Regions from separate parts of the Homo sapiens genome. Here region 2 is linked to region 1. Evidence: read pairs that join two places in POLR2A ChIA-PET (ENCODE). Cell type or tissue: MCF 10A. All regions are shown on one strand. Each heading gives the region's core, and the rest is flanking DNA. Links, peaks and the distances in the headings are about the cores only.

What was found. Peaks named below come from ENCODE experiments on the same cell type or tissue, not always from the same donor. Only the 100,000 strongest peaks of a DNase experiment are listed, where the experiment ranks them.
Region 2: POLR2A ChIA-PET joins it to region 1 with 5 read pairs; 1 of 35 experiments calls an interaction of 5 or more read pairs at or near these places.

The regions. Positions count from the first base shown.
Region 1 is chr1:207,845,845-207,851,227 of GRCh38, reverse strand. No RefSeq gene overlaps it. Among named protein-coding and RNA genes, the nearest start is that of MIR29B2CHG, 26 kb to the right of the region's middle. In MCF 10A, for the core only: no CTCF peak of the experiment used is centred there; DNase peaks (open chromatin) are centred at 2,827 and 3,927.
Region 2 is chr1:208,986,688-208,992,070 of GRCh38, reverse strand. The region is part of intron 1 of LOC107985255 (a long non-coding RNA gene); the gene reads left to right. Among named protein-coding and RNA genes, the nearest start is that of LINC01774, 17 kb to the right of the region's middle. RefSeq lists an enhancer at 3,014-3,313. In MCF 10A, for the core only: no CTCF peak of the experiment used is centred there; a DNase peak (open chromatin) is centred at 3,130.

The DNA of each region.
Region 1 (5,383 bases), core at 101-5,100:
CTGTAGCTGGTGGGGGGCCGGCCCAGAGTGAGCCAAACCCAGCCCTGAGTGGACTAGATTTACAGTCAGTAACACAGTCAGCATCATCTCTGCTTGGGAAAGTGTGTGGTTACACAGGATCTTCCGTTTTCCAAAGCCCAGAAGCTTGTCAGCCTGTCCCACAGGCCTCCCTGACTCTGTCCCTTGAAGACTTGGCTCCACCCCCACCACTGATGCTGTCCCTTGGACTTAGTCTTCCATCCATCTGTCTGTCTCTCCCTTGTGTGTCTGGAATTTCCACTTCAGTACCTTCACCTTCTTTTATGCCTCTTAGCCAATGCTGCCAACCTTGACTCCCAAGGCCCTGGAGGGCAAGACCCTAGCATTGGTAGATTTTCTTTAGGGCATCTGGCACCAAGGACACCTTTCAGTCAAGGTGGACAAGTGGAGGAAAGCCAGGAGCTGGGATGGTTAGTCGAACAAGTGTTGAGGGACTGAGATGTACTTTCCCTCCTCCCAGAAACTTAGCCACGTAGATGGTATTTGTATACCCAACAACTGAAGTGAATTATGATGGGGACACAGTGGCTGTGAGACTCTTGGACAGTTGGGAGTTTCTCTTTGGTTGGCTGAGTCTCTGCCCTGGTGTCGATGTATCTTGGAAGAGGTGGGTTTTGTGGGATTAAAGAGTGGAGGTCTGTGGGTGACAGGACATCTTCCCCTGCTGGCTCCCTCTCCCACTCCTCAGATCTGATGGTGGTGACTTGTCTGGAGGAGCTTCTGTTTTCTTAATGCCCTGGGAGATAATGACCAGGCTAAATTTACTCAACTCTTTACAAAGTGGATGATTACACTGAGAGGCCAGGACTGGGATCATGCCTATGGGAGTGAAGGCTTCAGGGCTCTGGCAGCCACTGGAAATTTAAGCCTTGGATTTTGCTGATTGGGAACTGTGTCATCTCCTTGGTCTTCTTGGTTTTCACTCCCTTCACCCAGGACTAGGATCAAACATGATTTGTTAGTGTAGGGCAGTGGGTCTCAACCAGGGGCAATTCTGTACTCCCTAGCTCTGGCTCCCAGGGGACAGTTGGCAATGTCCAGAGACATTTTTTGGTTGTCATAACTGGGCTGCAGGAAGGGTGTTACTGGCATCTGGTGTGTAGAAAACAGGTATCCTGCTGAATATTATACAATGCACAGAACAACTGTCCCTACAACAGAGTTGTTGGTCCAAAATATCAATCGTGCTGGGGTTGAGAAACCTTGGTATAGGGGGACAGTTTTGCAGAAATGGCCATGAAATGGCCAATGTAGAAATGAAATGGTCGTTTCATCCAGCTCTCTGCATCTGTTGGAAATAACTTGAAACCAGGAACTATTGAGTCATTGCCTTCTTCGTTCGTCCACTGCTCCCCTCTCTCCTCAGTATTTATGGGGAACCTTGGTAGTGAAATACTTCGGCATCTAACAATATTGCCTTCAGGAAGTTGTTTCCAAGCCATCGCTAAAGCTCCTGTGGTCCAGTTTCCCATAGAATCCCCCTGTAAGCACACACGTATCCCAGGTCATGCGGGTGGCTTTGTGCAGCTGTGTCTCTGGTGCACCTAAATAAGCCTATGATTTAGGTGTTGGTACCTTTAAGATGAACTTTAAGGGCAACCAGGAAGCCATTCCAAGGAGGCTTCATGTGGGAATGATCAGAGTCTAGCCTGGAGCTGTTTTCCTTCTCTTTCTCTCTGTAGCTAAAGTTTGTTCTGCCTTGCAGAACTGAGTTCTGCTTGCTAAAGTTCTCTTAAACTCAGGAAACACATACTCATTGCCGTGGAGAACATGATGTTATTTCCCAGGTGAAAGACTCAACCTGTGGCCAGATGCCTGAACAGCCTGGTGCATCTCTCATCTGCCAGCACCGTTCTTCTGCAGTTGGCAGGGCTGCTTTAAGGCCAGAACAGGGAAATGAGAAGTCTCCCAAAGTGAGGACCTTTGCTTGCTCTAGATAGTGAAGGGAGGGTCACTGTGTGTGAATTCTAGAATGTGCTGACTTTTAAAAATTCACGACAAGTTTCAAGGTTCTCTCCATGTGACCCCACTACCTGGACTCTCTAATCGTCATGTCAGAGGGTGAAGGTGTGAGTGACACTTTATGATTTGGGGAAAGAAGAGGTGGTGGGAGTGGTGAGAGAGGAGATTGGCAGGGAGAGGGATAGATATTCTCATTGGGTGCATTTGACATCCTTGCCTCCAGTTTGCGTCTCAGTGTTGTTCCCCTGGCCACAAAACTTATTCAAAGTCCCTGTTTTTGAGGAGGCAAATACATACATATATATATATATATATATATATTTTTTTTTTTTTTTTGATAAGCCCAAACCAGACAGTTTAGGAAGGTCATTCTACTTAGGAGGAGAGTAAATAACATTTTACAAATGACTTTGGAGTTGCCTGGGTTTTTTTCTTTTTAAAAGTCTCCCTTTGCTAGTGGAAGTCACTGGGGAATGGATGATATGGCAAGTGCTTGCTGTTCTTGGAGTTCGGGTTCACTACTCCCCTTCTCATGCAAGGGACTGAGATGGTACTGGTGGGCTCAGGAGCCAGGTTCTAGATTACTGCTGTCTTAGCTGGCAACTAGGGCAGTCGAAACCAAAAGCCTCAGAAGTCCTGTTCAATGAGGGTAAATATTTGAATGGATTGAACAGATGAGTGTGTGTATATTTAGAAACTCACACCCAGTAGAGAAAGAACCTCTGGGTAAGCCCGGCTTGCTCATCCCTGCTGCAGGTCAGAGCACACCCAAGGTTACATCCTCTTATTCCATGATCGGCTGAAGTCACTTCCTTATGTACCCAAGGCTGCCCACGCCCAGCCACTGTTTCCTGAGCCGGGTCAGGAAGTGCAGATCACTCCTCTCATAACCTCCTGGTAGCTTATAGTCATCATCCAGCAGCATTCTGGATTCTTTTGCCTGTGTCTGAGTCTCCACACTTCAGCTGCCATCTTGCCCCCAGATCCTGAGCTTGTCTTTGAGTCCGTAGCTTCAGCTTGGACTTCCTGGCTTCCAGGCCCAGAGTTACTTCAGGGCTCTGGCAGCCACTGGAAATTTAAGCCTTGAATTTTGCTGATTGGGAATTGTCTCGTCTCCTCCATCTTCTTGGTTTTCACTCCCTTCACCCCTGGCCCAACCACTTCTGTCTCATTAAAAATCTTGTTTCTTATAAAAGTTACTTTATATTTCAGCATGCATTTATAAAACCCGAAGACATTTTCAGACGGGGTCTCACAGAACATAAAGCTTGACAAATGAATTTGGAGTTTTGAAAACATGTTTATTTTTTATGGTATTGAAGCTTTGTAGAGTAACATTTCTGCCATTTATTAAAATGCAATAGGAAAATGCTCAGAAATATGTGTGTCCTTCAGATTTTGTGAGCAGAGAGTGTAGACACTAAAATTCATTGGTGTTGGGGAAACAACCCATTGGATAAAAGTCCATTTTCTCCTAGATTTTTTCTTGTTAGCGTTTTTTTTTTATTAGTCGTATTAATTTTTTTTTTTAAGAGACAGGGTCTTGCCCTGCTGCCCAGCCTGGAGTGCTATGATGCCGTTATGGAGTGCCACTGCAGCCTCCGACTCCTGGGCTCAAGTGATCCTCTTTCTTCAGCCTCCTGAGTAGCTGGGACTACAGGCACACGCCATTGCACCTGGGTAGTTTTTTTTTTTTTTTTTAAATAGAGACGGGATCTCTCTATATTGCCCAGGCTGGTCTTGAACTCCTGGCCTCAAGCAATCCTCCCACCCCGACCTCCCAGAGCACTGGGATTACAGGTGAGAGCCACTGCACCTGGCCCTTTTTTAAAAAATTAATATTGTTATTGACGTATAACATGCATGCACAAAAGTGAATGAATCATAAGTGTTCGGCACAAAGCGTACATATCCTGTCACCAGTGCCCAGATCAGGAAAAGAAACAGAACACTACCAAACCAAACCCCGCAGAAAATACTTTGCATTTTTTTCTAGTTACAAACCACCCTTCCAAGGGTAACCACTATTTTGAATGCTACAATCACAGATTGGTTTCACCTGCTCTTCAACTTCATATAAATGAAATCACACAGTATGTTCTCTTTTGGAGTCTGGTTTCTTTCACTCATCATTTTGCTTGTGGCATTCATCCATGTTCTGTGCCATTGTAGTTTTCCATTCTCATGACTGTGTAGTATTCCATATTAATAGACCACAGTTTATTATTTGTATACCATTGATGGATATTTGGGCTGTGTGCAGATTTTGGCTATTACAAACAGTGCTACTGTAAATATGAATGTCTTGGTGAATGGATATATACACATATACATACCTGAATGTATGTATACATACATATACATACCTGAATGTATGTATACATACATATACATACCTGAATGTATGTATACATACATATACATACCTGAATGTATGTATACATACATATACATACCTGAATGTATGTATACATACATATACATACTTGTGTATATACATATATATTTCTGCTGGGTATAAACTTAGAAGTGGAGTTGCTGGATCATAGTTTTAATAGTAGTGCCAAAGCAGTCGTACCAGTTATACTCACACTAGCAAAGTAGGCAAGTTCTGGTTGCTCCAAATTTTTGCTAATATTTGATATTATCTTCCTTTTTCATTGTACTTATTCTGGTGGGTATGTAGTAATATTGTACTGTAGTCTGAATGTGCGTTTTGAGGATAGTGGCCATTTGTGTATCCTCTTTGCAAAATGCCTCTTCAGATCATTTGCTTATTTTTCTATTGGGTTGCCTGTCTTAATGGTTTGTAGGAAGCACTTTATATATTGTTGGATATACGTATTATGAAGATTTTCACTCCTCGGTAGCTTTGGGTATCCATTTCCTTAGTGATATTCCTAAGTTTAACCCATGTGAAAATATTAGAATTGTATATAGTGCTTTGCACAGGAATATATTATTCTTTGTTAGCTATGTTGAAGTTGGGGCTACATGCTATCACTACTCATCTACAAAGGTACTCTTGGGATACTGGTTATGCAGGCTGGAGCAGGGACTCTTGAAGTTTCTGGCATATTAAGTGCTGGCATCTTTGGGGTTATATAAAAATAAAAACTGCTAATATCCAAGTGTTTACTGTGTGCCATATAGTGTTCTAAGCACTTCACATGGCCTAGCTCATTTATTCCTCATATAAGCTTATCAGTTAAGTGCTATTATTATTCCCATTTTCGAGTGAGGAAACTGAGACTCAGAGAAATCTTATAATTGCCCAGGGTCACACAACTGAGATTCCAGTTGCAGAGGCCATACTCTTAACCATTGTACCACATAGAAAGTTGCATTTCCCTAAACTGCTGTTTTATTATAGTGCTGGATT
Region 2 (5,383 bases), core at 108-5,107, 1.1 Mb before region 1:
CTCTCTTCAAAGATGTCAGACAGGGACTTTAAGTCTGCAGAAGTTTCTGCTGCCTTTTATTCAGCTATGCCCTGCCCCCAGAGGTGGAGTCTACAGAGGCAGGCAGGCCTCCTTGAGCTGCAGTGGGCTCCACCCAGTTCAAGGTTCCCAGCTGCTTTGTTTACCTACTCAAGTCTCAGCAATGGTGGACGCCCTTCCCCCAGCCTCGATGCCACCTTGCAGTTCGATCTCAGACTGCTGTGCTAGCCATGAGTGAGGCTCTGTGGGTGTGGGACCCTCTGAGCCAGGCGCAGGATATAATCTCCTGGTGTGCTGTTTGCTAAGACCATTGGAAAAGCGCAGTATTAGGGTGGGAGTGTCCCGATTTTCCAGGTACCATCTGTCACAGCTTGCCTTGGCTAGGAAAGGGAATTCCCCGATCCCTTGCGCTTCCCAGGTGAGGCGATGCCCCACCCTGCTTCGGCTCACACTCCGTGGGCTGCACCCACTGTCCAACAAGCCCCAGTGAGATGAACCCGGTACCTCAGTTGGAAATGCAGAAGTCACCTGTCTTCTGCATCGCTCACGCTGGGAGCTGTAGAATGGAGCTCTTCCTATCTGGCCATCTAGGAACGTCCCTCCTAATGTTTTTTTAAGAGACAGGATCTTGCCATATTGCCCAGGCTGCATTCAACCCCTGGGCTCAAGTGATCCTCCAGCTTCAGCCTCTCAAGTCACTATAACATTCATGAGTGGTAGCTTCCATTCTTATTTGACTTGGTATCCTTAGCAACTGTCATAGAGCATGACACATTATAACCATGTTTTTAAAAAAGTTTGTTGAGTGAAAAGTCCCCAATTTTTGTTCCAGTCCAGAACTCTGTTCTTCAGATCATTTAATGCCCATGAAATACAAGCGACCATCAGTAGTCTCCCAGCCTCTAGAAGCACGATACACAATCTCAGGGTTAGAATTTAAACTTCTCTTCCATGGAAATCAGAGCTATTTCAGGAATAATAGAAGCATATCAGGACTTAATTGCATTCACTTCTGAATTGCCTATAGCTCTTTCTTCTATAGGATGCAAATCAGGGTGACTCTTATATCTTGATTATATTCAAAGACTCCCAGAGGACCATCATGGTATGCCAGGCTCTTTCTTGTGTTGCTCCTGTCTACCCCTTCATCCAAATCTCCAGCCTTATGACAATAAACTCCTTGTGGTTACCAGAATTATCTCTACTGGTTTTTGATCTTTGTCTTCATGCATTCAGCCTCTTCTACCAGAAATACTTTGACAACTTTTGCCTGGTTAATTTTTTCTCCTTCTACGACTCAGTGGTTGGTTTTTATGTGAACTTGCCAGAAATGATGGTGTATTACTTACAATTGTGGTTACTGGCACTGAAATTGTGCTTAACCTAACAAAATATTTGTTGGATATTCAGAAAGTAGCACAACATGGTGGTTACAGATCCAGGCTATGGGGCTTAAATTCCAGCTTCACTACATACTATCTGTGGCTTTTGACAAGGTAATTTACTTCCCTAAGCCTCATTTTTCCTATCTGTAAAAAGGTGAAATTAACAGAAATGACCTCATAATGTTGTTAGTGTGAACGTAGATAAAGCATGGGAAGCATCTAGCAAGTGCCTGCCACACACACAATAACTGTAGCCATTACTATCCCATTGCTATTATATCATGATTGTCATCATGATTTATTCATTTATTTATTTTTTCTTTTTGTATTTTTCTTTCAGATTTGGGGGTACATGTGTAGGTTTGTTACATGGGTGTATTGGATGATCCTGAGGTTTCAGGTACAATTGAACCTATCACCCAGGTAGTGAGCATGGTACCCAATAGGTAGTTTTCCAACCCTTTCCCCTCTCCCTCTGTTTCCCCTCTTGTAGTCCCCAGTGTCTGTCGTTCTCATCTTTATGTCCATCTGTACCCAAAGTTTAGCTCCCTCATATAAATGAGAACATGTGGTATTTGGTTTGCTGTTTCTGTGTTAGTTTGCTTAAGATAATGACTTCCGGCCAGGTGCAATGGCTCATGCCTGTAATCCTAGCACTTTGGGAGACCGAGGCGGGCAGATCACAAGGTGGAGAGATTGAGACCATCCTGGCCAACATGGTGAAACCCTGTCTCTACTAAAAACACAAAAATTAGCTGGGCATGGTGGCGTGCACAGGTAATCCCAGCTACCCGGGAGGCTAAGGCAGGAGAATTGCTTGAACTTGGGAGGCGGAGGTTGCAGTAAGCTGACATTGTGCCACTGCACTCCAGCCGGGCAACAGATCGAGACTCCATCTCAAAAAAAAAAAAAAAAAAAAAGATAATGACTTCCAGCTGCATCCATGTTGCTGCAGAGGACATTATTTCATTCTTTTATGTGGCTGCATAGTATTCCATGGTGTATATGTACCGTATTTTCTTTATCCAATACACCTTTGACACCATGATATCATTATTAATCACAATATCAAATTAAAATCTGCTAGGAGAGTTACAATGACATTTCATTTCATAATTTTAAATGTATGGGCTTTTTTTCAAACAACGTAGCACAAGGGAATAATTAACTTGGTAAATTTAAAGTTCATTTTGCCATCTGGGCTGGGACCACTCAAAAAGAAAAACTTCTCTTTTTGAGCCAAAGACCAGAAAGAAAATAAGATGGGTTTTTACACCTTGGGCATGACAAAGGAACAGTTTAGCTGCAAATCTATGTTTGATAAAAGAAAAAAAAACTTTGTAGAGTAAGTGGAGAAGTGTTTGTAGCTCATGACCCAAGAGGACCCAATTACTGGGTGTCTGTGAAGGAGACAGAAGTGTCAGAGGGCTGATAGCAAACAAGCTCTCAAAGGCTGCTTCTAAAACCTGCTCACACAGGGCAGAATTCTAACAAGAAGCAGATGATATTCACCACCTGGGACCTGTCAGGGAGCTCCAGAGAGCCGGAGGGCCAGCTCTGGGAGGCTGATGGAGGTCAAGTACTTCTGGAGGGAAGGTGTGGTGAGAGGAAAACTTGGGAGACTGATTCTCCTTGTTTTTCTATTGCTTTGCTGCACCTCCCAGCGAGGCTTAGAAATTGCTCAAGACACACTGATTTCCTGCATGTTCTTACTCTGTGGTGGAAGGCTTCTGGGAGGGAGAGACAAACACTGTGAACAATGAGAAATAGAAAATGAAAGTAAAATAGCACCCGAGCTGACTTCATGCCAGATGAAGCAGAGATCCCTGAAGAGTATATGGGTGCATCAGAGGGTAGGAGAGAGGGGAGAGTGGGTGAAAAATGAGGTGAGGTCTCTTGGCTAAAATGAATTTTAAATTTATTGGTAAATTTCAATTACACAGGCTTTCCCTGAGGTGGGTTACTGGGATCAAAACTCTACTGTCATTCCTAATAGAGTGGAAATTCTTACAACAGTCCACTTCATTTTAGGAGTGCATTAGTCCCTAGGAATGTTTAACTAAAAGAGATAATTATAACAGCACCCAAGGAAAAACACACCCTCTTATCATCTTTTCAACCACAGAATAAACATTTTCCAGACACACTGAAGTGAATTTTCCTAACTCCAGGGCTTAGCACCAGCCATCAGGAGATGCTCACTAAATAATTATTGAATGAATGAATGGTATGGATGATCCTCTATGTGCCAGAGAGCTTTCAAGAATTGAAAAAAAGCAAAGATTAATAAAAGGAAACTTCTGATCAATGTGGTGGCCAAGCAGAAGTAATCAACCTTTCATTCTGCTCCAAATATATAGAAATGCTGACTTAGAGGCCGGGTGCGGTGGCTCACGCCTGTAATCCCAGCACTTTGGGAGGCCGAGGTAGGCGGATCACAAAGTCAGGAGATCGAGACCATCCTGGCTAACACAGTGAAACCCCGCCTCTACTAAAAATACAAAAAAATTAGCCAGGTGTGGTGGTGGGCGCCTGTAGTCCCAGATACTTGGGAGGCTGAGGCAGGAGAATGATGTGAACCCGGGAGGCGGAGCTTGCAGTGAGCTGAGATCTCGCCACTGCACTCCAGCCTGGGTGACAGAGTGAGACTCCATCTCAAAAAAAAAAAAAAAAAAAAAGAAATGCTGACTTAGATAGAACACAAACCTTTTCTTAAACTGTATAGCTGAAATTGAAAGCAGGAAGAAGGAAATATCACAAAGTCCCAGAAATGAACAAGAAACTCAAAGCCACAGTGGTAGAATGATGAATGTTTGTGGGCATATACGAATCACATGTGTACGTAAGGGTGGGGACATGTATCAGTCCTAAGCAGAATCAAACTATGACACAATATCATGGATGATAGCGAGAAATTGACTTTAATTACTCTATATTCCTCTAATTCAGTCGTATAAGAGAGATATTGATTAGTCATAGATTTAGTTAACTTTGTGCATTAGCATTATAAAGGCAAATACCAAAAAAGGGAGGAAGGAATGCAATGTTTAATTCCTAAACCAGTAGAAAGGGGAGAAAAAGGAAATAAAGGAAATGTGGGCCGGGTGCGGTGGCTCATGCCTGTAATCCCAGCACTTTGGGAGGCGGAGGCAGCAGATCACCTGAAGTCAGGAGTTCGAGATGAGCCTGACCAATATGGTGAAACCCCATCTCTACTAAAAATACAAAAATTAGCCAGGCATGGTGGCACCTGCCTATAATTCCAGCTACTCAGGAGGCTGAGGCAGGAGAATTGCTTGAAATCAGGAGGTGGAGGTTGCAGTGAGCTGAGATTGCGCCACTGCACTCCAGCCTAGGTGACAGGGCAAGACTCCGTCTCAAAAAAAAAAAAAAAAAAAAGAGTGCACATGCATGAAAGAGAGGATGTGGGAAGAGGTACGGGAATGAACTCATCCTTTAATCAGGAATCTACTCCCACAATAACAAACCGAATCCTGCAATAACAGCCTTAATCCATCTTGAGGGAAGAGTCCTCAGGACCTAGTCACCTCTTAAATGTCCTACCTCTCAACACTGGAATTGGGAATTAAGTTTCCAACACATGAACTTTGGGGAACACATTCAAATCACAGCAACAGCTAACAGTAGTGCTATTCTATCTGTAAAATCAAACATCAAATTCAAGGATAATAATGACAAGGCTGACAGCCATCAACACTGGAATTGGGAATTAAGTTTCCAACACATGAACTTTGGGGTACACATTCAAACCACAGCAACAGCTAACAGTAGTGCTATTCTATCTGTAAAATCAAACATCAAATTCAAGGATAATAATGACAAGGCTGAGAGCCATCATTCCAATAAAAATTACAATTCCCTGTCCAATATCCAGTTTTTATACCCAGAACTCATTGATATGAGAAGAGACGCTTTTAGAGGAACCCTGCAAAATCATGGTAAATGTATGTGGTAGTGGC